Regions from separate parts of the Homo sapiens genome. Here region 1 is linked to region 2. A link is an interaction called in ENCODE POLR2A ChIA-PET data of the cell type or tissue named here. Cell type or tissue: CD4-positive, alpha-beta T cell. All regions are shown on one strand. Links, peaks and the distances in the headings refer to the core of each region. The heading gives the core; the rest is flanking DNA. Region 1 overlaps WWOX (WW domain containing oxidoreductase). Region 2 has its middle 180 kb from the start of MAF.

Region 1 (12,530 bases), core at 2,974-10,973, 370 kb after region 2:
GAGACGGGGTTTCGCCATCATGGCCAGGCTGGTCTTGAACTCCTGACCTCGTGATCCACCCACCTCGGCCTCCCAAAGTGCTGGGATTACAAGGGTCAGCTACTGCGCCCTGCCACTCAGATGCAGTCTTAAGAGAAAGCCCCTCAACAATGCCATCTGGGCTTGGCCTTCCTGATCATTCTCTGTGGAGTGTCCCAGCTGTGCTGCAAATGGGTGACAGCTGTACCAGAATATCGATGCCCCTCAAGGTTTTGCGTCCTACAACTGCCAGCCCTGAGCAGCCTCATCCACATTACTCAATTGTGCCGAATAAATCCCCTGTGTTTGCCCCAGTGTGAAAGAGCGGGCACGTGCTGCTTGCACTATTATGCTTACTTCCTTGACAAAGGCAAAATCTGGCCCTCCTCTTGTTTTTGTAAATAAAGTTTAATTGGCACACAGCCACAGCCACTCATTATGTAACAGCCATGGCTGCTTTTGAGTTACACTGGCAGAACTGAATAGTTGTGATGGTGACTGTATGGGTCACAAAGTCTAAAATATTTGCTATCTAGCTGTTTGCAGAAACAGTCTGCTGACCACTGCACTAAAGTATAAACTGTCAGAGGATAGAAACCTTGTCGCTTTTGTATCTCGGGTATCTAGCACAGTGCCTGTCCCTCAGGGATTCTCATTGCATATTTGTCCAGGGAATAGAGGAATCATGACTCCAGTGGACACCTGTGTTTAACTCCCATCTCTGTACCAAAGGCGGGGGTCCCTTACAGTTCTGGAGGTCACTCTGGGGATGGTGGTAGAGATGTGCTATATTGCAGCTGAGCCCGGAACATCAGGGCAGCTACAATGCTGGTGACCACTGTGTGGCACTTGAATTTCTCAGAAAGGTGGTAACGAGGCTCCTGCCTCCACTGGCAGCAGCCGGAGTGCTGGGTCTGCATCTGCTGCAGGCAAGACAATTTGAAAGTTTGAAGAAATAAGAACAACTCAAAGTTTAATTTACTCAAATAAGCAATTGATGCTTTAGAGTATAATTATCAGAGAAAACAAAAAAACACAACACATTCTTTAGCATACGTTATGTTAATGGCAGGTTAGGATGGCCCACTGTGCATAATTTAGCCAAACAATTGATACCAAATTTTTATATATATATATGATTACTGCTACAGAAACGAAGCACCAAGACAAAGCACAGGAGAGCTCATAATAGACACACGTGAACTCTGAAGCCCTAATTACATCACGGGGGACGGTAATCAGTTGCTGCTGAACCAAGCAGAAAATGGGGGTAATTTGTAAACAGGTAGAGTGGCAGTCCAGGTGCACCGGCATGTGTGTGGGGCTGGAGGGCTGGGGCCCCTGGGCTTCCATCTGAGCTTTGCAAGGATGGAGAGGTTCAGGATCACTTTTCTCAGCTGAAAACACAACCTCCAAGCTCTACACAGGTCAGCTCCCTCCTGGCCTGCCCTTCAGTTCAAAAAATAGAAAGTCGAAGGCTAGCTTTTTGAAGGAAGCTTCTCCATGCTCCATGAAATAGAAAATGATTTTCCGTGTCTGTGATCTGAGGCCCATTGCCCTGTATCTTCCCCTGATATCCTAGAAGACGTGAGTCCCTGGCATCTTAGGGAGCAGAGGGATGCCAGTCTATAGCCACCTTGACCACAAGGGATATTTTCAGGAGAGGATATAGTGAATTCTCCTTCCTGCAACTCCTCTGCAGACAGGAGATTTTGTGCTAGGTAATTGCTCGGGTGTATTCTGGTTCAAAATGCAGAGTCTGTGAATCTGAATCAATGAGTTGTCAGATTTCTTTCTTTCCTTCATTCATGCAGGACTACAAATCTGCTCACGTCATGGTCCTACTGTGAGCCAGTCATCAGATCGCAACCAAGAGTCACCAAGTACCTGGAATACAGCTGCCCTGTGACGTTACCTTCCATCTGCATCACCCAAAACAAACTGACAAGCAAAAAAAAAAAAAAAAAAAAAAAAAAAAATCAGGACAGTCTCAGGAGAAAGTCACCCAGTTCTGACATCCAGAACTGTAAGGGAATCGATTTGTGTTATTTTATGCCACAAAATTTGTAGTAATCTGTTACAGCAGCCACAGGACACTGATACACATGGTGGCCCCTAGAGGGAGTTCAAGACAGGATGCAGGTATTTGTGCATTAACGACATCATTTCTATATGCCAGGCTTTCATAAACCTTGGTAGACCAGGCTGACATTCCTCAGTCGATCAATCAATTAATCAATTAACCAATGGATCAATCTTCATCTGGTCTATTTCTGGCCTTGTCAAATTCATTAGCAAAACCACCATAAGCTTTTCAGCATTGCGGCTCAAGGGAATCTAAGAAAACACTTCAGACTATTAAGACTTGCTTCTCACACAAGTATTTGTGGCCTTTAAATACATGGTGAATCCATGAGGGTAAGGACAATTTGTGTCTCTTTCCCTCCCCACCCTCAATGCCTTGCATGTGCTTACTACTCAATAAATATTTATTGACTGAATGAAAGAATAAATGAATGAATGAATGAATACATATGTGAATGGCTGGAAGGGTGGCATGCTGGTTGAAAGGAGAAGCAATATTTGTGGATGCCAAGGACATATGTAAATTAAATGGCTTTGCAAATTTCTGATAAAAGGTCAGTTGCTTTATTGTTTAAACCACGGGGTCAGGTAGCTCAGGCTGGGGGTTACTTTTACATGGAAGGGAGATAATGAGTTGTGAGTTGTTTAAGAATTTGAGTAACCAATCGTATTAGGAATATGGGAAGTACGAGAAGAAGAGAAAAGAAGGACTAGAAATGGAAGAAGAGTTGGACACAAAGAGACATTTGTTGTAGTGCAGGCCTGGGGGACAAAGAGAGCAGGGTGAAGTTGCCCACACACACCCAGCCCTGGATTTCTTTTTGAGAGAAAGAGGTGGGAGCTGAATGGCTGCAGGAAGAATCTACCAGAGTCGGTTCAAAATCTCCTGCTGGGCTGAGCCAAGCTATGCTCACCGTGGAGTCCTCCTGGTGAGACAGAAAGCTTTGTTTTTCTGTGTACTGGGGAGGAACTGGGAGAAACACTCCCCGGTGAGCTCTCTCACCCTCTTCCCACCATGTGAAGATGCACAAGAAGGGCAGACATCTATGAATCAGGAGCCCAGCCTTCACCAGACAGTGAACCTTCCACTGCCTTAATCTTAGACTTCCCAGTCTCCAGAACCATGTAAAACAATTGTGGTTAAGGCCATCCAGTCTGTGATACTTTTGTCACAGCAGCCTGAACTGATAAAGACAACAGGATACAGGAAAGGAAGAACCAGAGAGAATGACTAATTTTTCTTGATCATCTACTATGTGCTGGTGCTACTATATCCCTGGGCTGAGAGCTTTACAGTTCAAGGGAAAAAAGGGAGTTAGACAAATGCAGAGAAAATGAACTAAACACTTGGATACATACTGACAATAATAATAACAGTGGCTACTTCTCTTGAGCAATGAACATGTGCTGAGCACAGTCCTGCAAGGGAGGATTATTATCCCTACAATATAGAAAAGAAAACTGTGGCCGGGTGCAGTGGCTTATGCCTGTAATTCTAGCACTTTGGGAGGGCAAGGCAGACAGATCATCTGAGGTCAGGAGCTCGAGGCCAGCCTGGCCAACATGGTGAAAGCCCGTCTCTACTAAAAATACAAAAATTAGCCAGCCATGGTGGTGTGCACCTGTAGTCCCAGCTACTTGGGAGGCTGAGGCAGGAGAATCACTTGAACCCGGGAGGCAGAGGTTGCAGTGAGCTGAGATTGTGCCACTGCACTCCAGCCTGGGCAACAGAGTGAGACTCCATCTCAAAAAAAAAAAAAAAAAAAAAAAAAAAAAAAAAAAAAAAGGAAAAGAAAAAAGGAAAGACGAGCTCCAGAGAGATTACATCACTTGCCCACAGTTGCACAGTTAGTAAGTGCACACACACACACTGTGTTAACCCACAATGCAGTTAGTAAGTGATTGAGCCAAGATGCAAAACTCAGGTGCCTCTGCCTCCAAGCTGGTCCTTTTCATTGATAGCTGATGTGCATCAGATTGTTTTGAGGCTTTAAATTCTGCCTCCGTGTTCTATTGGGAAAATGAGACTAGGAATGGAGAAATTTCTCATCCAAGTAAGGGAAACTAACAACATAGTCTCTCTTTCTGGAGAGGTCAGCTGGCAACTTTGCCCATTTCCTGAGAGTATCCTCTCACCCACGCAGATCATGATGTACATCTCTCTGGAGTGGGAGCCAGGCCACACTCCAAGCTACAAGCTGGACAACTGGGCTGATCCTTGCCAATTAAAATGCAACTCCAGCCTGCATTTCCATGTAGGTCAAATGTCCCATGAGCTATCACTGAATCCCAGAGGCTGCATATTTAATTCTGTACCCTTAGAAAGCTCTTGCTGAAATGAGGTACATCCACCACATAAGAACTTGGTTCTAATGCATAATTTGGGGAAAAGATTTAATTTAACACTTGTAAAGGTTAATGCGATAGAATTTACGAAAGAATAAATGAATGAACGAATGCCTAAAATTTGAGGCAAAATCTAACATTTGGAGAGATTGACAGGAGCAGAGCTGATCTTTCCAGAGAACTTAGCATCTTCTAGAGCTCGCTGATGCTAATTTTAACATCTACCCTTTATTGAGCAGTTATTATGTATGTAAATCTTTATGCACATTATCTCATTGATTATTGTAGCAACTCTATGAAATGAGCACTAGCATTAGCCTCATTCTACACAGGGGAGGATGGGGGACTCAATGAGGCTGAGTGACTTTACAGGGTCACAGAGCTGTTAAGTGGCAGCGCTGGGCCTTGAGGTTGGACTTTAAGATCCACACTCTTCAGCATTCTCTGACACTGCCTTCTTTTCCATTCTTCAACATCAGTCCCCTCTACAATAATCCTGCTCAGAGACCATGTATTAGGCCATTCTTGCATTGCTATAAAGAATTACCTGAGACTGGGTAATTTATAAAGAAAAGAGGTTTAATTGGCTCATAGTTCCACAGGCTGTACAGGAAACATGATACTGGCAGCTGCCTGGCTTCTGGGGGAAGTCTCAAGAAGCTTACAATCATGGCAGAAGGAGAAGGCGGAGCAGGCACGTCATGTGGCCAGGGCAGGAGCAAGAGACAGGGTGGGGGGCTGTGCCACACATTTTTAAATGACCAGCTCCCCCAACAACTCACTCACTATCGTGAGGACAGTACCAAGAGGATGGTGGTAAACCATTCATGAGAAATCCACCCCCATGACCCAATCACCTCCCACCATGCCCCACCTCCAACGCTGCAGATTACCTTTTGACATGAGCTTTGGGCAGGGACAACATCTAAGCTGTATCAGACCGCCAGCTGGAACTTCAATACTTTCAACGACGGATTTTGATGGTAACTTTCCTTCTCCCTGAAGAGCGTTTGTTGAATGCCTACACTGTGGGCCTGAAGACTCCTCCCTGAACACAGTGAACATTTGCTGTTTGGGATTCCCAGTACGTGTTCCTTTTCTTTTGCTTATATTTCAGTCTCCCTTTGGGAGCTGCGCCTCACTGTGACTCTCAGGCCACCGGGTCTGGGCAGGGCCGAAGCCTCTTCCTGGCTCTAGGAGAGAGCACATAACTCAGGCCTAATCAATGAGAGTTTCATTGTCCCTGGCCACAAGGACCAAACCACAGAAGACAAGTGACCAGAAAGGTCCGAGCAGAGTGAATGAGCGGCAGCCCTGGACTTTTGCTACAACTACTGGCCTTGGAGGCCAGAGGTACTCCACTTCCAGAGTTTGCTCTCTACATCCCATCTAAGCCTGTCTTAGAATAAAGCTAGCAGAGAAGAGATCAAAACTGAGGACCAGAGAAAGAAAGGTGTCTGATAATATCATTTCAGCCTGGATCCAGAGATTAATTCCCTGGTTATGAATCTTCCTCTGCCCAGTCTATACTGGTCAGCCTGATCCTATTTACATGACAAAAATCATCATGTCTCAAATTACTTACTTAATAAAATGTGGGTTTGTGTGTTATTAGCAAACATTAGGGTTATAATGCAGGATGGAAATTTGGAACAAATTAACTACACATGCAAGCTGTCGGATCCTGGATCCAGCTATGCCTGAACTCACGTCTACCCCTGGACTTCCCACTTACTTATCTAATGCACTTGCTTTTCCTCCCTGAAGCTATTTTAAGTTGAGTTCAGTTCTGTCTCTCATCCTCAATGTTGGTCTTAATTTTATCCTCAGAATCCACAAAGAACAAATCAAAATTTCCTGCAGAAAAATTTTTCATAAATCAAAAACCATTTTTTTAATCCTAATTTCTGCTACCATGCCACCACCTCTATTCATCTGGTAGAGGTTTAATTCACGAAGTTCATTGTAAAGTTTCCTGGCACCCTCACAGGAAACAAGTTATACATAGATTTTTTTTTCATTTAAAAAAACACTCATGTGGCCATTCAAAGCTACATCTCTCTTCTCTTCAGCTGCAAGTAGGCAAAGTCAGCACCTCTCACCTGCCCACGTGTCCAGGAAGCATCTACCACAGAGGAAATGGCAGTGCCCAGGTATGATGGGAACTCTTGATGACAGGAGAGCCTGTCCCATTACATCACTGAACAGAAAAGCTCAAAGACAAGACCAAGAGTGAATCTTAGCAGACAGTCAAGAAGGATGAGAAATGAGGGCATCCATAGGCATTTGCTCATCATGAAATTCTGACGCATCACTTAAAATCCAGGGACACATGAATAGAAGCAATAAAAGCTATTTTAATTAAATTTGAGCTATAATTCTGGGTTTCTTGTTTTGTTTTGGTACTTGCATGGTTCAACAGTATATTAGACAAATGTGCATTTGAGAAATCCTGATCAAGGAGGACAAGTTAGAAGAAAAAAAAAAAAAAACCCTGAGTATTCATCTGTCTTCCCACAAAGTCTTCCTGAAGCTATTCTTGCAAAACCTTCTGCCCACTGGCACTGTATGCGTATGATTAACTGCACTTGAGCCCAACAGCTTGCATGTATAGTTAATTTGCTCCAAATTTCCATGCTGCATTATAACCCTAATAATCACTAATAATAGACAAACCCACATTTTATTGAGTAAGTAATTTGAGACATTATGATTTTTATCATGCGAATAGGATCAGGCTGACCAATTTACACTGGGCAGAGGAAGATAAATAACCAGGGAATCAATCTCTCCAGCACAGACTCTGTCTCTTGGCAAAATGATATACATTGATCAGGCAAGAAACCCAGCTCCAGGCCCTGCTAGGCAACAAAGTCAATGAACTTCCATGTTCCAAGCCAAAAGGTCAGGGAAGGTGCATGTTTCCACCCATGACATAATGCAAAAGACAGTGAGGAAGCCTCAGCTTTTGGGAGGGTGTAAGAGAGCGTGGGCTTTGGAGTTCATGGACAGAGTTTCCAACCCCAGCTAGGGCACTCAATCACTGTGTGCATCTGAGCCTCCACCTGTGAATACTTCAGAGACAGGCGGGGGAACGTGGGTGCAGGTTAACCAAGAGCAAGCAGGTGCAGGCACCTGGAACATGGTAGCTAGAGAGTTAATCAGTTTCCCTCCAAAATTTGTGGAACATAAAGAGTAGGATAGAAGGTATATACATTTTACATTTCGCACCCATTTTGCAGAACCAGGGTGAACTTCCCATTCATTTCCACACAAGAAACCACCAAGACTCTTAGAGAGGAGAAAGCAGTTCCCGGGCTCCTCCAGTTTCTCTAAACACGTGTGAGAAAGGACAGAGCAAGCAGAGGTTGAATGTAAGTTATTATCCCTTCTAGGTTTGTCTGAATTTTGCCAGGAAGCTAAAGCAAAAGCGTATGGAATGAAAAAACAAAAGTGTAAAGCATTAAAGCTCAAGCCCTGGATTCCATGAAAGGTCCAGTTTTGCCAGTTTCAAACTGCCTCATGCCCTTGCCATTTGCAGTGATGGCTTCTGTCTTTCTGAGGTGGGATGGCTCTTGGTGGCCTGCTACTGACCCCAGTCACTTGGAATTCTGATCCCGTACTCCCAGAGGCCAACCAGACTTATTCACCCGTCATAGGCTCAGCCCTCCTTGGCCCCCTGCTAAGCAGCTGATGAGTTCTGCGGACTTAATGAGCATGATCCCTGCTCCATCATCCAGGTTCCTAATGAGAAACTGGAACCCACAGGGCTTATGTCTGCCCAGGACAGGACACCGGCAAGGAACCGCAAGGGGCGTGGTGGGTGGAATCCTTATATCAGGGAATGGGCATTCCAGCAAGGAAGGCTTCCTAGAGAGGGTGAGCTCAGAGAGAAGGTGACACACAGAGGCTGGGGGACAAGCGGGAGGGGTGACAGGGAGATGATTAACCTTATGAAGGAAGAAAGCCAAGAATTAACAGACATCACACGAGTGCAAAGAAGATTCCTCTTTTGCATTCGTTTTTATTTTTATTTAAGTTGGGGCAAGACCATGGGGTCAATATCTGTATTGTGTCAGAGACTGCCAATAGGTGTGTTACATTACATGACAACACACGTAATGAATTACATGTATTAGGACATTGCATTCTGGCCATGTTTCTGCTTGGATAAGAGACTGAAGCTCAGAACGGTGAAATGCACTTGTCTGATGCACTTGTCTGCTAGTAACTAGGGATTTCAGGAACCACCTCATTGTCCCCCCACAGCCCAAAACCCATGCTCCATCCATGGATGCGTCCTGCAACCCAGGAGCAACCTCTCCCTTGGGCAAATTGGCTGGGCAACAGCTAGCTAAGTTACTTTCTGTGATCGGAAAAAAATCCCAGTACAACCTTGCTCCTCCCCGAGCTCTCCGGACAAGGACAAAGCACTCAGAAGAAGGTCTAAGAGTGTCAGGTTCCCTGGCTGACAAGTCTAGGGGGATCTCTGTGGTTCTAGTTATCCCAATGATCTGTGACTCTTTTGCAGGGTAGCTGGGGAGGGGTTGATGATGAGGGTGGGAACTAAAGCAAAACTGATCTGTTTTACAGTCATGATTTTCCTGAGAAAAGTGAGAAAGAAATGACAAAAATTATCAACTCAGGCCAGGCCCAGTGGCTGATACCTGTAAGCCCAGCACTTTGTGGGGCCAAGGTAGGTAGATCACCTGAGCTCAGGAGTTCGAGACCAGCCTGGGCAACATAGTGAAGGCTTGTCTCTACCAAAGATGCAAAACAATTATCTGGCCATGGTGGTGCATCCTGTGGTCCCAGCTGCTCATGAGGCTGAGGCAGGAGGATCGCTTGGGCCTGGGAGGCAGAGGTGGCAGTGAGCTGAGATCGCACCACCGCACTCCAGTCTGGGCAACAGAATGAGACCTTGTCTCAAAAAAAAAAAAAAAAATCAACTCAGAAAGAATGAACTGAAATGTACCTGAGATGTGGGACTTGGCTCTTTGAGGTTCAAAGAACTTGGAGGTCATACCAAGGATGAACGCTATCATTTTCCAAGGGCTCTTTTTATGCCAGGATCCATTCCAAGTACATTACTGATGTGAGCCAATCTTCACAGCAACCTATGGGGTAGGAATGATTATTATACCCAGTTTATAGATGGAAACACTGAGGCACAGCAGGGTGATGCTAATTGCCCAAGGGCACACAACTGGTAGTGTAACTGCCACCTTTGATGAAATGTACCAGCATGATCGTATGCATTTACAACACACTACACCCCTCCAGATGTACTCAAGAGAACCCCAGGATGGCATGGAGCCCAGCGTATCAGTCCATGGAATGTGGCTTCCTGGAAGAAGCAACTCCTGACTGGTAGAGATGAGTCAGATGATGAATATCAGACAGACAGAAGAGCACGCAAAAAGGTTCAGAGAAGGGAGATTTCGAGGTGAGAAAACTGAAGTCAGAGCCACTGAAACTAAGACCCCAGGCTCTCCTGCTTCCATCTAGCATCACCCTGCTCCTCCTCATGTTTTCTTAAGAAAGATGGCACAAGGAACAATGGACAGGAGTTACTTTCCGAGGTGCCGGGTCAAGAAGCCTACGGTAGGAAGGCAAAACCCTCGCCAGTGCTGGCATCTGGCAACAGTGACAATGGACACCTCGACCATGGACACAGTCATGGGCAAAAGGATTCTGCTTGGGACCCAACTGTTTCTAATCAGCCTTTACGATGGGCAAATGCGTCGCCTCTGGTTCTGCACAGCTGTGCCCAGGAGGAAGCTGCTCCTCCTGTTCCAGGGCTTGGCTGTTCTGTGACTTCCTATGGGGGAAGGGGGTCGTTTTCGGCCTGGTCCCACTTAGTCCTCAATGAAACTCCCTTACAGATGAGGTGACTTGGCTTCTGCTGGCAGGAGAGGAGGCAATCCAAGGGCGCAGAGAGGTTAATGGCTTATGCACCAAGACAGTCATTCCTGCAAAGTCAGATCGGTATTCTGCAACCCCTGAACAAAACTGCAACGCAAAGTCCTGGGTTCAAAACCGTAACATGAGCATCACCTGCAAAAAGAATTCCCCAGCTACAATAAAACAGTCAGAACTTTCATTTCTTTAATTTTTTTTAATGCAGGAAATCAAGTTCAGTTTATCCATGTTAAATTTAAGAATCCCAACGTAGAGGTTTAACACTAAGTCATATGAATTATAACCTATTAAAACTCCCATTTGTGGCAGACATTAGCTTTGAAAAAAATGATCCTAGGGGCAACTCAATAGATATATGTGGTCATGAAATGCAGATTTGTAAGTTATCCTCTATGTATGCTTTACATCTTTTTAAAAAATGTATTTTTCTGATTTAAAAGTTATTTCTAGGCTGGGCACAGTGGCTCATGCTTGTAATCCCAGCACTTTGGGAGGCTGAGGCAGGTGGGTCACCTGAAGTTAGGAATTCAAGAGCAGTCTGGCCAATATGGTGAAACCCTGTCTCTACTAAAAACACAAAAATTAGTTGGGTGTGGTGGTGGGTGCCTGTAATCCCAGCTACTTGGGAGCCTGAGGCAGGAAAATTGCTTGAATCTGGGAGGCAGACATTGCAGTGAGCTGAGATTGCACCATTGCACTCCAGCCTGTGTGACAAGAGAGAAACTCTGTCTCAAAAAAAATAAAAAGTTAATTCTTTGTCAGAAAACTCTGATAATATATTGTTAAAAATCATAATTAGAACACTCATAAACAATAACATCTCAATAAATTTCCTTCCAGTCTTTTTTTTCTGTGCATGTCTAGGGCATGTTAAAACATATCTTAGTAATTTTTTCCATAATTAGACTCACAGAATTTTTCTTCCTTCGTTTTCCACCTAATGTTGTATCATAAGCATTTTCTTCTTATTTTTCATTAAAATCACTGTTTATACTTTGAAACGCCCTTTTATGTATTTTATCTTCAGGAGACAATTCACTGGATCTTTCTGGGAATAACCACGTGCATGAGGAAAGACAAATATTTGCAAAGGGCCAACAGGGTGTGAGCTGACAAAAAAAAAGTGTGCAGGTGGCCTCTCACCCTGTCCTGGGGTTCACGGGGGGACAGATCCTTTTGAACTGGATCCTGCACTCTCCCAACTGCTCATCTGAATTAATTGTTGAGGAGGGAAGCCGAGAGAATGCTAAAGAGGAATCTGTACAGGGGAACTGGCAGATATTGGAGCCTGGTTGCCATCATGTGTTAACGAGCTTTTTCTGGTTATGTAGGGGAGGAACAGAACCAGAAAAGAAATGCGAGTGTGAGTGCTTTTCTCGGATGGAAAGCCTGTCCTTTGGCTGCAGCTGGCATTTCTACTGGCACAGTCGGCCACCCAGAGAGCAGGCAGGAGCTGGATGGAATGCTGACCTCTGGCAGAAAGATCTCCTGACCTTGGGGATAAAAATGTCTAGATGACCTTGTAGGGGATAAAAACAACTCAACTTCACCAGAAATGCAAACAAAACCAACCTCTCCAATGACATATTTACCTGGCTTGCGATTGTGAGGCCTATTTAATAACCTTTCACTAACAACTAAGGTTGCAGGAGGTTGGGAGGGTGTGGCAACCTGCCCATCCTGCCTCAGCTTCTGGGAGGTAGCAGGGTGCAGTTGTAGACCTTGTAAACACACAGATTTAAATGTGGTCTCTGTCACTCATCAGCAGTGTGACTTTGGGAAGGTGACAGCTGCTGAGTCCTAGACTCCTATGACAACTTCCTTTCCACAGACCCCACAACTTGATGTAACGAACCCCCAGTCTAGTACCCAGCATACAGCATCATCGATAATCACATTCCCCCAACACACCCTCAATCAACTGACCCTAGGAATATCCATTCTTCCTCTCTACAAAAAGACTTGAGAATCAAAACCATTCTGGTTTCACCCATGCCCCAGCACTTTCCAGGCAGGGTAGGAAAAGAAGCATCCCCCAGAGTCAGGAGCAGGAGCGAGAGAGAGAGAACGAACAAATGAATTACTGTTGGCAATTACAGGGCCAAGACTGCTGTCACTTTTCTGATGGTGCTGGCAGTCAAGGCAGCTTTGTGCTCCTC
Region 2 (12,530 bases), core at 2,821-10,820:
GTAGCAGGCTAATGAATCTTAACCCTATTAAGATTCATGGTGGAAACAAATTGGTTTTCTTTCCATTTTAGTACCAGACTCGAGAACCTGAAGACATGACTGTTTTCAAGCATCTATCTAAGAATTTAATTTTTGATTGAATATGAATCACAAAATAGAAAGGTGGAGGCTAGGTTAGGTGGGTAAAAAGTAGGTTGGGAAATTCAAACTCAATACAGTTAAGTTGCTGGTTCCCAGGAGCTCTTGCACTTTGATTCCTGGGCAGGCCATAATTCAGAAGTTGGTGTATTTTTGCTATAAAGGACCAGATAGCAAATATATTAGGTTTTGTGGGACATGCTATCTCTGTTGAAACTGCCTAATTCTGCTATTATAACACTAAACAGCTATAGCCATTATGTGAACCAGTGAGTGTGACTGTATTCCAATAAAACTTTATTTACAAAAACAAATGGCCCACAGGCTGTAGTTCACCAACTCCTGGGGTAGATGTTGCTGCCATTCATGATTTGGATAATTCTGTGGATGGAACACACAAGTCATCGGGTTTGATTTGCTCAGACTCCTCACCATAGCCTCCACGGCCCTTATAGGAGGGGCTGACATCACATCACATCTTCCACATCTTGGACACGCTGGCCTCCTTGCTGCTCTCCAGACAAGCCAAATTCATTCCCACCTCCTCTCCTTGGTCCTTGCTGAGCCCTCTCCCTAGAACAGGTTCACCAGATTTAGCAAATGAAAAACAGGACACCCAGTTAAATTTGAATTTCAGATAAACAACTGATAACTCTTGCGGTATAGGTACATCCTATGCAATATTTGGGATATGCTTATTCTAAAACATGTTGCTCACGTGCACGTTACACTTAACTGAACGCCCTGTATTTTACTTGGCAACCCTATCTTAGAATCCCCTCCCTCTTGGGCTTTACCTGGCTGGCTGCTTCTTGCTTTTCATCACTGACATCACATCCTCAAAGTTTCCTTTCCTGCTTATCCTAGTTGGTTTCCCCTTCCAGGCACTTTGTCACTCCACCTGTCTTATTTTCTTCTTATCTGAAGTTATCTTATTTGCTTAACTGAGTAGTATCTGTCTCTCCATGACAGCAGAGACCTTACCTCTTTTATTCCTCCATATATGCTGAGTGTTCATAAGATTAGTGCAAAAGTAATTGCATTATTTTTAATAGCAAAAACTGCAATTACTTTCGCACCAACATAATAGAATGGTAACTGGAACATAATAGGTCTTCAATAAATATTGTTGAATGAGTGAGTGAATGAGTTTTAAATCATACTCACCCGAAAGCCAGATATGCCCCCCAAAGGAATGGGGATATGAATAAAACTAGCAGCTACTGAGCACTAAGTATATACCAGGGACGGCCCAGCTGCTTACTCTCTGCTAAACCCCAGAAGTGCATGGAGCAAGCTGTCTCCTCAATTTAAAGATGAAGAGAAAGAGGCTCATTGAATCTCTATGACTGGCTCAAGGTCTTGGAGGCAGTAAATGGTCAAGGTGGGAATCAGGTCTGTCATTTTAACCCAAGACTCTGGGGTCCCCGGGACTCTACAGAGAGTCCATGACAATGAAATGCTTTCTTTGAATTTCATTTTATTGGAGCACTAATAAAAACAGAAGAAAACCTCTGGCCCGTGCAGAAAGGAAAAGCCCCTTCACTTTGACGTCATTGACTAAATCACTTCTTCTTTCAACCTAATTCTTCGCAACCATGAAATATGCTGAATAAGGTTCTTAGAACGAGTGGTTAGGAAAACAAAATAAAGCAGAGAAACCCAAAATAACACATCAGCTCAGGCTTCATTTTTCCAGAATGCTCTGTCCTCGGTGTAGAATAAACAGTGATTCTACTTTATCATGCTCTCATTAAGAATTCACTACTCAAGGCTGGGCGTGGTGGCTCACACCTGTAATCCTAGCATTTTGGGAGGCCAAGGCGGGTGGATCACCTGAGTTCAGGAGTTCGAGACCAGCCTGGCCAACATGGTGAAACCCCATCTCTACTAAAAACACAAAAATTAGCTGAGTGTGATGGCACATGCCTGTGATCCCAGCTACCCAGGAGGGTGAGGCAGGAGAATGGCTGGAACCTGGGAGGCGGGGGCTGCAGTGAGCTGAGATTGTGCCACTGAACTCCAGCCTGGGGGATAGAGCAAGACTCTGTCTCAAAAGAAAAAAACAAAACAAAAGAATTCACTACTCAAGAGGCTGAGACAGGAGGATGCTTGAGCCCAGGAGCTCAAGGTTGCAGCGGCCAACAATTGTGCCATTGCACTCCAGCCTGGGTGACAGAGCAAGAACCTGTCTCAAAAAAAAAAAAAAAATCACTTTTCTTCATTTACTAACTGTCTTTCCCTTTTCTCCGGCCTGGTTTAGAATGTCTATCATCTTCCCTTCCGAGGTTTCTGTCTTCCGATCTGTAAAAGCTAAAAGTAGAGGAAACAAATGCATATTACTAAGTGACAAGAGCCAGTCTGAAAAGACTACATACTGTATGAATCCAACTACATGACATTGTGGAAAAGCCAAAACTATGGAGACAGTAAAAAGATCAGCGGTTGCCAGGCACTAGCAGGGAGGGAGGGATGAATGGGCAGAGCACAGAGGGTTTTCAGGGCAGGAACATGGCTCTGTGTGATACTAGAATAGTGGATACGTGTCATTATACATTTGTCAGTCCCATAGACTGCACAGCAGCCAGCGCTTATCCACAAGGGAATACGTTCTGAGACCTGCAGTGGATGCCTGAAACTGCGGACAATAACAAACGCAATGTATATTGTTTTCTCTTGTACGTACATACTTATGATAAAGTTTAATTTGCAAATTAGGCAGAGTAAGAGATTAACAACGGCTAATAATAAAATAGAACAGTTATATTAATATATTGTAATAAATCTCTCTCTCTCAATTTTTTTTTTTTTCTTTTTGAGACAGAGTCTCGCTCTGTCACCAGGCTGGAGTGAAGTGGTGCGATCTCAGCTCACTGCAACCTCCGCCTCCCGGGTTCCAGCGATTCTCCTGTCTCAGCCTCCCAAGTAGCTGGGATTACAGGTGCCTGCCCCCATGCCTGGATAATTTTTGTGTTTTTAGTAGAGACGGCAGGGGTTTCTCCACGTTGGACAGGCTGGTCTTGAACTCCTGACCTCAGGTGATCCACCCGCCTTGGCCTCCAAAAGTGCTAGGATTACAGGCATGAGCCACCGCGTCAAGCCTCAAAATATCTTATTGTACTGCAGTCACTTATTTGTGGGCCGCGGTTCACCGCGGATGACTGAAACCTTGGAAAGAGGCCTTGGAAAAGGGGGCACTGCCGAGCAACAGCTAAAGTGAACCCTGATGAAACTCTGGGCGGTAATGATGTGGCCAATGCACCACTCTGGTGCGGGAGGTTGTTAGTGGGGGAGGCCGTAGGGGGAGGGGGGCAGCAGTGATTTGAAAAATCACTCTATTTTTTGTTCTATTTTGCTGTGAACCTAAACATTCTCTAAAATAAAAATACTCTTATAAAAAAGAAAAGCCAAGAAGCCACATCTTCTGATCTTGTTTTTTTGGCGTGGGAAGGGCGTGTCAACATGCGGCCACTGTGTTCAGAAACGTGACTGTGTTCACGCGTTGTTTTGTCTGCCGTCGCTGCTGCCTGGAGTGGGTGCCCTGTCCCACGTTGGCCTCGTGCCCACAAAATCACATATAACGTGACACACATTTTGTTCGCCATACAAGAACACTGATGCACATCTATAAACAGCACATCTGAGGGATCAATCTTATTGATTTTCTTTTTTCCAAGTGCCTCTGTCAGAATGAACACAAAGTATTAGTCTGTCTCCCAAATCCACAGGCGTGTTATTGGATTCCTGCAGTTTTGTAGGTGCTGGCCACAGTCACTTTTGCAGTATGTTTACTTGAAGAAGATGCAGGAGAATTGTCAAATGGGTTAAAGAAAGAAAAAAAAAAACCGTGTGTTACCCTCTGAAAAATTGTCTGAATTCACTGGTTATACTCCAGGACTCTCCATGGAAAGTGTGAGTGGAAAACATTTTTTTTTTTCCGGGAGATTTAAAATGCCTTGGATCATGAATGACCAAAGAAAGCAAAGTTTGCAAAGTAAGGGTGGTTAATGGATGAACAGATCATGGTGATGCTGTGACACTGCCACCCTGGTGTCCCTAAAGCTTCCTGCACTCTTGATTAGGTATACAAAGATGATTTCTTCCTCGTGCCAAGGTGAGCTCGGTCTAGGTTTTCTTCTGAATTGTGGCATCTGTGATGAAAATCTCCCCGGCTCCAGAAAATCATCTGAGTGGGGCTGTTCTCATTTTGTCTGTTTCTTCAAAGAGGAACGGGTCAGATCTTGTTTTTCCAGAACAGACATGGAAGATAAGAGGTGGAACATCCTAGACACCAGAGAGTTGCCCGGCTCAGTGCGGCTAAGCCTGGAAGCCTGAAACAGGCTCATCAATAAGCTCCCTGCCTTGCCATCGGCATGGAAACTGTAAGGCGACTGAGGACAGAATCACTGATTTCCAAACCTAGGATGCTTCTAGCAGAAATTTCCACTTCCTCTTGTGTCCTGTTTTCTCAATCTCTGTCCATTTGTGCTGAGTCAAACGTAAGGAAAAGGTGAAATATTGTGACACCAAAGGCTGAAGCCTTGTTCCAAGGAAGTGTCGAGTTCTGTCATTTCCTTCCTTTCAGCCTCCTCAAATCCTCCCTCTATGGGAGGCTGCTGGGAGCCAAAACTGCTGTGTTTGGCCCATGCTGATATTAAACTTCTGAGCACCCCATGATTGCCCTTACCTGGCCAGCACACCTTCACCCTGGCAGAAATGTCCATTTTCCTGAGGGGGGAAGTTAATTCGGAGTTTGGTCCACATTTAGACTGGTGTATTTCCTGTGCAAACACTGCTGACATTTATGAAAACTAATTTAATAAATGTCTGTGATATAGCACTTATTAACATACCACAAAATAGCTCCAGAGTAGCCCATTTTAATCAAATAAATTGTTGCTGCTGGTACCACAGGCTGTTCTTTTATTATGGGGAAGGCAGCAGCCCCCAGCAGAGGAGCAGGAGACGGAGTTTGTGTGGGGCCCTGTGTTGGGGCCTGCAGCTCCACCCAACCATGCGGTGAGGAGCCTGCATCTCTCTGCATTTGCTCCTGATATGAGATAATGAAAAATTGCTTATCATATATCATCTCCATAAATCTTAGCGACAATAAGTCATAAAACCTTGTGTCCTTACATATGGTAGGCGCCCGGGGATCATGTTGCCATATGTGAACAGCAGCTTCTAGGAGAGAGAAAAAAATTCTGTTGCATAAGAAAAACTTCCAGAACTGCTTTCCATACCTAGAGTGAGCACGCCTCCCGCCCTTCCCCATCTATCCTGTTTTATTTTATTTTATTTTTCCTTTCCTTTGCCCCCTCACCACGGGGCTGCCTCCCTTTGTTCCAAATTACCATCGGAAGAACTCCCAGCGCACTAATTAGGAAATTTTGTGGTTTGCTAAATTTTCTTTCTGTCTGTCACAACAGAATGAGTGAATAATCGTCCCCAGCCCCAACGTAGGACACAGGTATTCAGGCTTTGTGTGGCTGAACAGGGGCTCTTTTTTTCTCTGTGGCTGCTCCCAGCTGACCGTGAGGCCCCAGCCCGAAAACTGTCCCCAGATAATGAGAAATGCCTATTTATTTTTAAAACTCAACTCGTTTTCATATCTATCAGCTAAATTAAAGGAGACACGAGAAGATGGTCTCTCAAGCCCAGCCGCGCTGGAGCCTGTGTTCTCGAGACACAATGAGAGGGAATCATCCGGCTTCAGGCTGGCAATGAAGATAGGTCCCTGTTTTCTTCCTCAGGCCAGTTGCACACTTGAGATGTAAAAAAGGGTCAAGGATTTTCTTTTTCTTTTTTAGTTCAACAATTTGATTATCTGTTGCCTCTTGCACAAGGCCAGACCCGCGCAGGAGGAAAACACTCACACATAGGCCAGTCGGGGGAAACTCTCCGGGGTGAAGCAGAGGACCCCTGCAATTTATCATTTCTAAGAATTCCCATTTCCAGGCGAAAATACGGATGCGTTATCGTGGAAAGTAACGTGTGCCGCGTCGTGTGGAGCTCTCCAGCAGCGTCTTATCTGGCCTCAAGAGGGACACTCCTTTCCTGAGATATTTTATCCAAAAGCTGTAAACAAAACTAAGCTCCTGATATTTGGTCAACAAGAGAAAACACTCTGACAGCCAAGCAGGAAGTTAGAGGGCCATGTGGGGAGGGGACGGAGGACCGTACTGCTCCAAGAAGGGGAAGCAGGCTAGGCAGGCTCGGTAGGGCTGGGGACCCCCGCCTCCAAACCTCTGCTCGCCCCAGCCCTCCCTCCTTCGGTTGTCTGTCCCCTTTCCCATGATCCTGTGCAGGAAGCCCACTTTGAGGACCACCAGTCCGCCAGCCCATAATAACATCGCACATCCAAATAGCATGACTTGAACCTTTGGGTCACCCTTGGAAACCGGCTGGGAGAGGGAGAAGTATCCCCTCCACCTTCAAAATAGAATGGGGATAGATACTGCCAGGAGTTCTTTTGATGTTTGGCACCAAGTTGCAGACAGACTGACTTTGTGCTATTCTGATGCTAATTATTTTACCAAGTGATATCTGATTGTTTCTATAAAAGGTTTATGTCGGTGTAGTTCACCACAGGCTTTTTAATGACCTCAAGATGGAAGCAAGAAATGCACCCAGAGTCCATTAAAGAATTAGGTTCTATGAACGCCCAAGTCTGCTGGAAGGGGTCGGCTGCAGGCACCTCCTCAGCCTCAAATGAAAATGAGAATGGTGTGCCCCTGGCTGAATAACTTTTGCTAAAAGAAGGCATAAAAAATACCCTTTCCGTCTGTGAGTTCGGCTCATAGCATGTCTTGGGAATTCTGGCATTGTGGAAACAACATGTTTGCCTGGATTCCATGTTTCTAACTTGAATATAAAGCTGGTGTGCTGGTGTGCAAATAAGAATAATTATGATTGTTGTCACAGTCATCACTGTAATACTTCATGAGTAAAAAACAAAAGGCTGTCTACCATCTTCCTAAAACTATATAACACTTCATTGTCTCCCCTTTACCCATGAAGAAATAGTCAAAAAACAACACAGCGGCTTCCCCAACTTTCTACAGGGAGAGGGTAGCAAGCTGCTTCAGGTCATAGGATGCTCTCTGGTCAGCAGGGTCTTCTAATCCCAATTCCATTTCTTGGCCTTGGACAGAACTGATGCTAACTGACCATTCGGAGCACCGCGCTCCCAGGAACAATATCTGAGTCACGTCTTTCCTTTCTATTTCTTCATCTGTAAAACTGGAGTGGGGGTACGGCCACTCCCTCCTGGATATTTAAAACTTTCAGCTTTAAAAATATTCAATTCTATGAAAGTCACAGTAAATGCCTGATCTTTTTTTTTTTTTTGCAATTTAACCATAAACCACTTCCTTCTTTTTATTCTTGCAAATGTAGTGTATCACCGTGAAGAGAAACAGAAGCACCTATATTTCGAAGAGTTTGTAAGAGTAAAGCCTGTTTCACATGCTGGGAACATATCACTGTGTTCCCAACATGTTGACATGGAGCTTGTCACAGAGACGCTTCCCAATAACTCATGGCTAAATGAATGAAAGGGATGACCTAATTCAGGTCCCTCAATCCCCAAGAACTCCATCAGACCACAACAGAATCAGAGGCAGTTCTGCTGCCACAGCTCAGCCATCTCCTGGTGGTGTCGTTGTCTAACTATTAGCAGTGAGCAATCGCCCCACTTCCATCCTGTGCCGCGGGTGGCAGCTTAGGGGCACACACAGCAGCTGCAGCCCACCCAAAGCTGGGCACATCCCCTCTGTCAGTGCTGCTGGTAGGAGACAGGTGCTGTGCTCGGGCGCAACCAGACACACGGCACTTTGCTAAAAGGAGGTAGGGAAGGTCTCACCCAAGAGGGATGCTTGGTAGGAAGTTCAGATTTTCATAGGGAGGGACATTCTAAGGACCGTAATACAATACACCAAGGGATGCAAGAGTATGGCCCCTGGAGAGAAGAGGGAAGCTGAGATTTGTCAAGGGGTTTGTGACTTGAGAGTTGCCATTGTTTTACAGATAAGGAAGCTGAGGCTCCGGGATTTTTAATAACTAGCCCCAAAGGCACCCAATAGAAAGGGGAGGGCCCAGGATCAAACCCAGGTCTAACTGACTCCAAAGCCCATGCCCTTTCTAATATGGCACAAGCAGAAGGGAGGGGTGGAGGCCTAGAGAGAGAGCAGAGCTGTCAGTGGCCCCGAGGCAACCATAGGATGCAAGCTGCTTTGTAGCTGCAGAAGGAAAAGTGATCCAGGCTTTGAATGCTGACCACACTGAGCAAGGCAGCATCTCTGCCAGCCTCCCTCACAACCTGAGCCATTCCTAATTTAAGGGGACTTCTGCCCCAACACATAGCTCTATTCCTGGATAGTAGAGAGATTTTTCAATGGCTAGAGTCCTGAACCACCCAACAATTTTCCTTCCCTCCTTCCTTCCTTGCCTCTTTCCCTCCCTTCCTTGCTCCCTCCTTCCTCCTTCTTGCCTGCCTGCCTGCCTGTTCATCCTCCCTCCTTCCTTCTCTCCTTCCGTCCTTCCTCCCTTCCTTCCCTCCCTCCCTCCCTTCCTTCCTTCCTTGTTCTTTCCTTCTGTCTCTAAAATTTGTTGACTTGTATCCTGTGCCCAGCACTTTGCTAAGTGCTAATGAACTAACAAGAGTCCTGCCCGTGTAGCTCTCCATGTTTGGGTGAGCTCATCCGTGGTTGAGGACAATGTTAGAGCTGCTCTCAAAGATTTCTAGTTCTCGCTTCCTGCAGGGCACACAGTCCTTTGAGGTTAAGCCTGGGCATGGGAATAGTTTTGTTCAATGAAATGCAAAGGGAAACAAACATGTCAACTCTGGATGGAAGCATTCAAGAGCTGGTGCAGAATTTCCTGTGGTCTCTGTTCCCCTGCCTCAGTGATTGGGGACACCCTATGACATGGAAATCCCATAAGATTTGAACAGTTTAGAATGCTAAGACAACACATGAACTAGTGTCGTGGAGGAGTTCCCTGGTCCTACAATGGATATCACGTGCATGTGCATCTTTAAGTTTTTGATATTTGGAAGTTGTTTGTTATTACAGAGTCTAATACAGTTTTTCCTGATTAACAAAACTCCATTTTGATCTTGGCTCCCAGCTGCATCTTTCCTTATGATTTCTCTCTTACCCAAACCATCTCTTTGAGACTTTGGTTTTCCTTCCAGCTTTCAAGCTCCTTGAGCACTAGTCCGTGTCTGTTTACCTCTGTATCCCACTGATATAGTTTGGATATTTGTCCCTTCTAAATCTCATGTTGAAATGTGACCCCTAGTATTGGAGGTGGGGCCTGGTGACAGGTGTTTGGGTCCTGGAGGCAGATCCCTCATGAATGGCTTTGTGCCCTCCTCACAGTAATAATGAGTTCTCACTCTATTAGTTCACATGAGATCTGATTGATTTTTAAAACAACCTGGCATCTTCCCTTCTCTCTTGTCCCTCTCTTGCCATGTGAAATGCTGGCTCCCCTTGCCTGCTACCATGAGCAAAATCTTCCTGAGGCCTCACCAGAAGCTGAGCAGATGCTGGCACCATGCTTCTTGTACAGCTTGAGAACTGTAAGCCAAATAAATCTCTTTTCTTTGTGAATTGCCCATCCTCAGGTACTCCTTTGTAGCAACACAAAATGGACCAAGACACTCTCACACTTGGTTTAGTGTCTGGCAAAGAACAAGAGCTCAGCCAATGTTTGTTAAGTGGATAAGTAAGAGAATGTATGAGGTATACACCCTCAACCACCAAGCTGGCAAAGGCAGTACTAGACTAGGCAGTGACCTAAAAGGTACAGGAAGGATGGATTTGTGAGCTCAGACAGCTGAGGGCATTTGGCCAGCTACTGATGGAGCCAGCATCTGAACTCAGGTGTGTTGGCCCCAAAGCTCATCCTCTTTCCATCTCAGCACACTCACTGATTCCCCACTGGATTTGGGAATGTGGCCTACTTTTGCCAATCTTTCTTCTCGAATGAACGATGTGTTATCATAATGTGCTTTACCCCACAAAACCACCCTTCCCCTGGCAGAGTAGGGGTTGCCTCTTCGGAAAGATTGCTGACCATATTATTACTAAGAAGGAAAATAACTAATATTACTCGAGTATTTCCTGGGTTTCAGGCACCTGATCCCACAATGGAGATTATCTGTGTGTGAAATACATACATTATTGACATATGTTATTTTATCTAATGCTTATAATAACTCTATGAAGTAGGTCTCATTTTTATCCCTGGTTAAAGAGAGAAAGATATAGCTCAGAGAGGTAAAGTAACTGGATCAAAACTGCACAGCTCGGCCGGGCGCGGTGGCTCACGCTTGTAATCCCAGCACTTTGGGAGGCCGAGGCGGGTGGATCACGAGGTCAGGAGATCGAGACCATGGTGAAACCCCGTCTCTACTAAAAATAAAAAAAAAATTAGCCGGGCGAGGTGGCAGGCGCCTGTAGTCCCAGCTACTCGGAGAGGCTGAGGCAGGAGAATGGCGTGAACCCGGGAGGCGGAGCTTGCAGTGAGCCGAGGCTGCGCCACTGTACTCCAGCCTGGGTGACAGAGCGAGACTCCGTCTCAAAAAAAAAAAAAAAAAAAAAAAAAAAAAAAAAAAAAAAAAAAAAAAAAACTGCACAGCTCACAAGTAGCAGAGCTGGAATTGGAGCACAAATCTAACTCCATAATGGAAGCTTGTAACAACTGTTTTATGTCACAACTTGTCCTGGGGAGTATGTATGAGTTTATGAGAAAGAAAAGGAGAGAGAGAGGCTTCTTGGGGCTGGCAATAATATAGGAATATTTTTTTCTCTACTTACTGTTTATCCAAGTTTGTCACTTGTGTTTTTACAGGAAGCTGTAAGGACTTCCTGCTTTAACTCTCACAGATGCTGACCCTGATAATCCCCTATTTACATACCTACAGGGCAAGGCGAAGCCCAAGGTGCTGACTCTTGTGAGATTTCAGGACAAGCACTGATGGATCACCTCCTCCCATATTATCTCTAGTGCCGCCTCCCAGAACGCTCTGGGTGTGAATGGGGGAGGGTTGTCTTTCCTCTGTCCTTTAGGACAGCTTTAAGCTCTGGAGTAGGCCCTTTCATACATGTTACTTCCATTGATCTTAACAACAACTGCTGGAGCCTATCTACAGGAACTGCGATCCCCATTTTATAGCTGAGAAAACCAAGGCTTAGCTTGAAGCAGTGCTCCTCAACTGGGCGCAACTGCCACAACTTGAGAGGGAGGTGCTGTGGCCAAAAGGGTGAAGGCCAAGAATCCTATTCAATATCCTGCAATACACAGGACAGCCCCTACAACAGTTACCCAGCCCAAATGTCAGTGCCCAGGTGGATAAATTTTGATTTAGATACTTCATGGAACATTCAAGCAATAGGGCTGGGATTTCAACCAATGTCTGTCAAGGCTGTGTACTACTCACAATGGAGGAAACACAGACATGGGGACCCTAAAGCCAATAGGGCCCTTCCCCAACACCTCCACATGGTGGCTTATCTGCCACCTGCACATACCTGGTACCACGGTAATCATACCCTCTAGGGTGTCAACTGGCCCTTTATCTGAACACAACTGTACCTCACCGTTGTGAACTTGTGCTCTTGACATCAGCCTCCCTGAAAGCTCATCTTTGCCATATTGTACTTGCATGTTTTATTTCTAAATTACCCCCAGTCACAGGCCTGTGAATCTTAAGGCCTGGCTCATTCATCTGAGACTATCCTCATATATTTCAATCATTTAGAAAACACTCACTCTCTGCCTGACGTGTACTAAGTGCTCAGTCTGCACAAGGGAAGCAAGGTGTCGCACAAAGTGAGTCATTATCGTGGTACTGGTAACAACAGCAACACTACTGCCACTTATGGAGCTTTCATACCATCCAGACACCATCTCATCTAACTCTCTGGTGACCCTACTACATATGTTTTTAAAGGGTGCAGAGGAAACACAGAAATGAGTGCCGAGGTTGCCTGGGTGGTTGAGGAAGACAACCTGAAGATCAGAGTAGAGATCTGGAAGAGGAATAGCTCTGTGGGTAAAGGCATAACATGCAGGAAGAGTGAGCAGCAAGAGGAAAAGCCTGGGGGAGCCCAAATCATGGTGTGTCTAGAAAGTTGCACAGAGTAATTCAGTAAATAAAGATAGTAGTTGGAGTTGGCCAGATGTCTGGCATCACACAGCTAAATCTTGTAATGACTTGTAATTGAGGTGATTCACCTCAATTTATAGGTTGCCTCCATCACTCAGGGCAAAAGTCACCAGACTTAGATGAAAAGAAGCCCAAACAGACCCCTGCAGGGCTCTCATCTTCTGCCCTGCAAACATTTCCAGGGCTTTCCCCAATGTTCATTGTCATGCAGGCT

The links. ChIA-PET counts read pairs that join two places held together with the same protein. Peaks named below come from ENCODE experiments on the same cell type or tissue, not always from the same donor. Only the 100,000 strongest peaks of a DNase experiment are listed, where the experiment ranks them.
Region 1: POLR2A ChIA-PET joins it to region 2 with 5 read pairs; 1 of 35 experiments calls an interaction of 5 or more read pairs at or near these places.

What each region holds. Positions count from the first base shown.
Region 1 is chr16:79,037,140-79,049,669 of GRCh38, reverse strand. The region is part of intron 8 of WWOX (WW domain containing oxidoreductase); the gene reads right to left. Among named protein-coding and RNA genes, the nearest start is that of WWOX-AS2, 540 kb to the right of the region's middle. In CD4-positive, alpha-beta T cell, for the core only: no CTCF peak of the experiment used is centred there; a DNase peak (open chromatin) is centred at 6,579.
Region 2 is chr16:79,411,458-79,423,987 of GRCh38, reverse strand. It overlaps a transcript of MAF not described here. Among named protein-coding and RNA genes, the nearest start is that of MAF, 180 kb to the left of the region's middle. In CD4-positive, alpha-beta T cell, for the core only: no CTCF peak of the experiment used is centred there; no DNase peak of the experiment used is centred there; H3K27ac peaks cover 823 bases.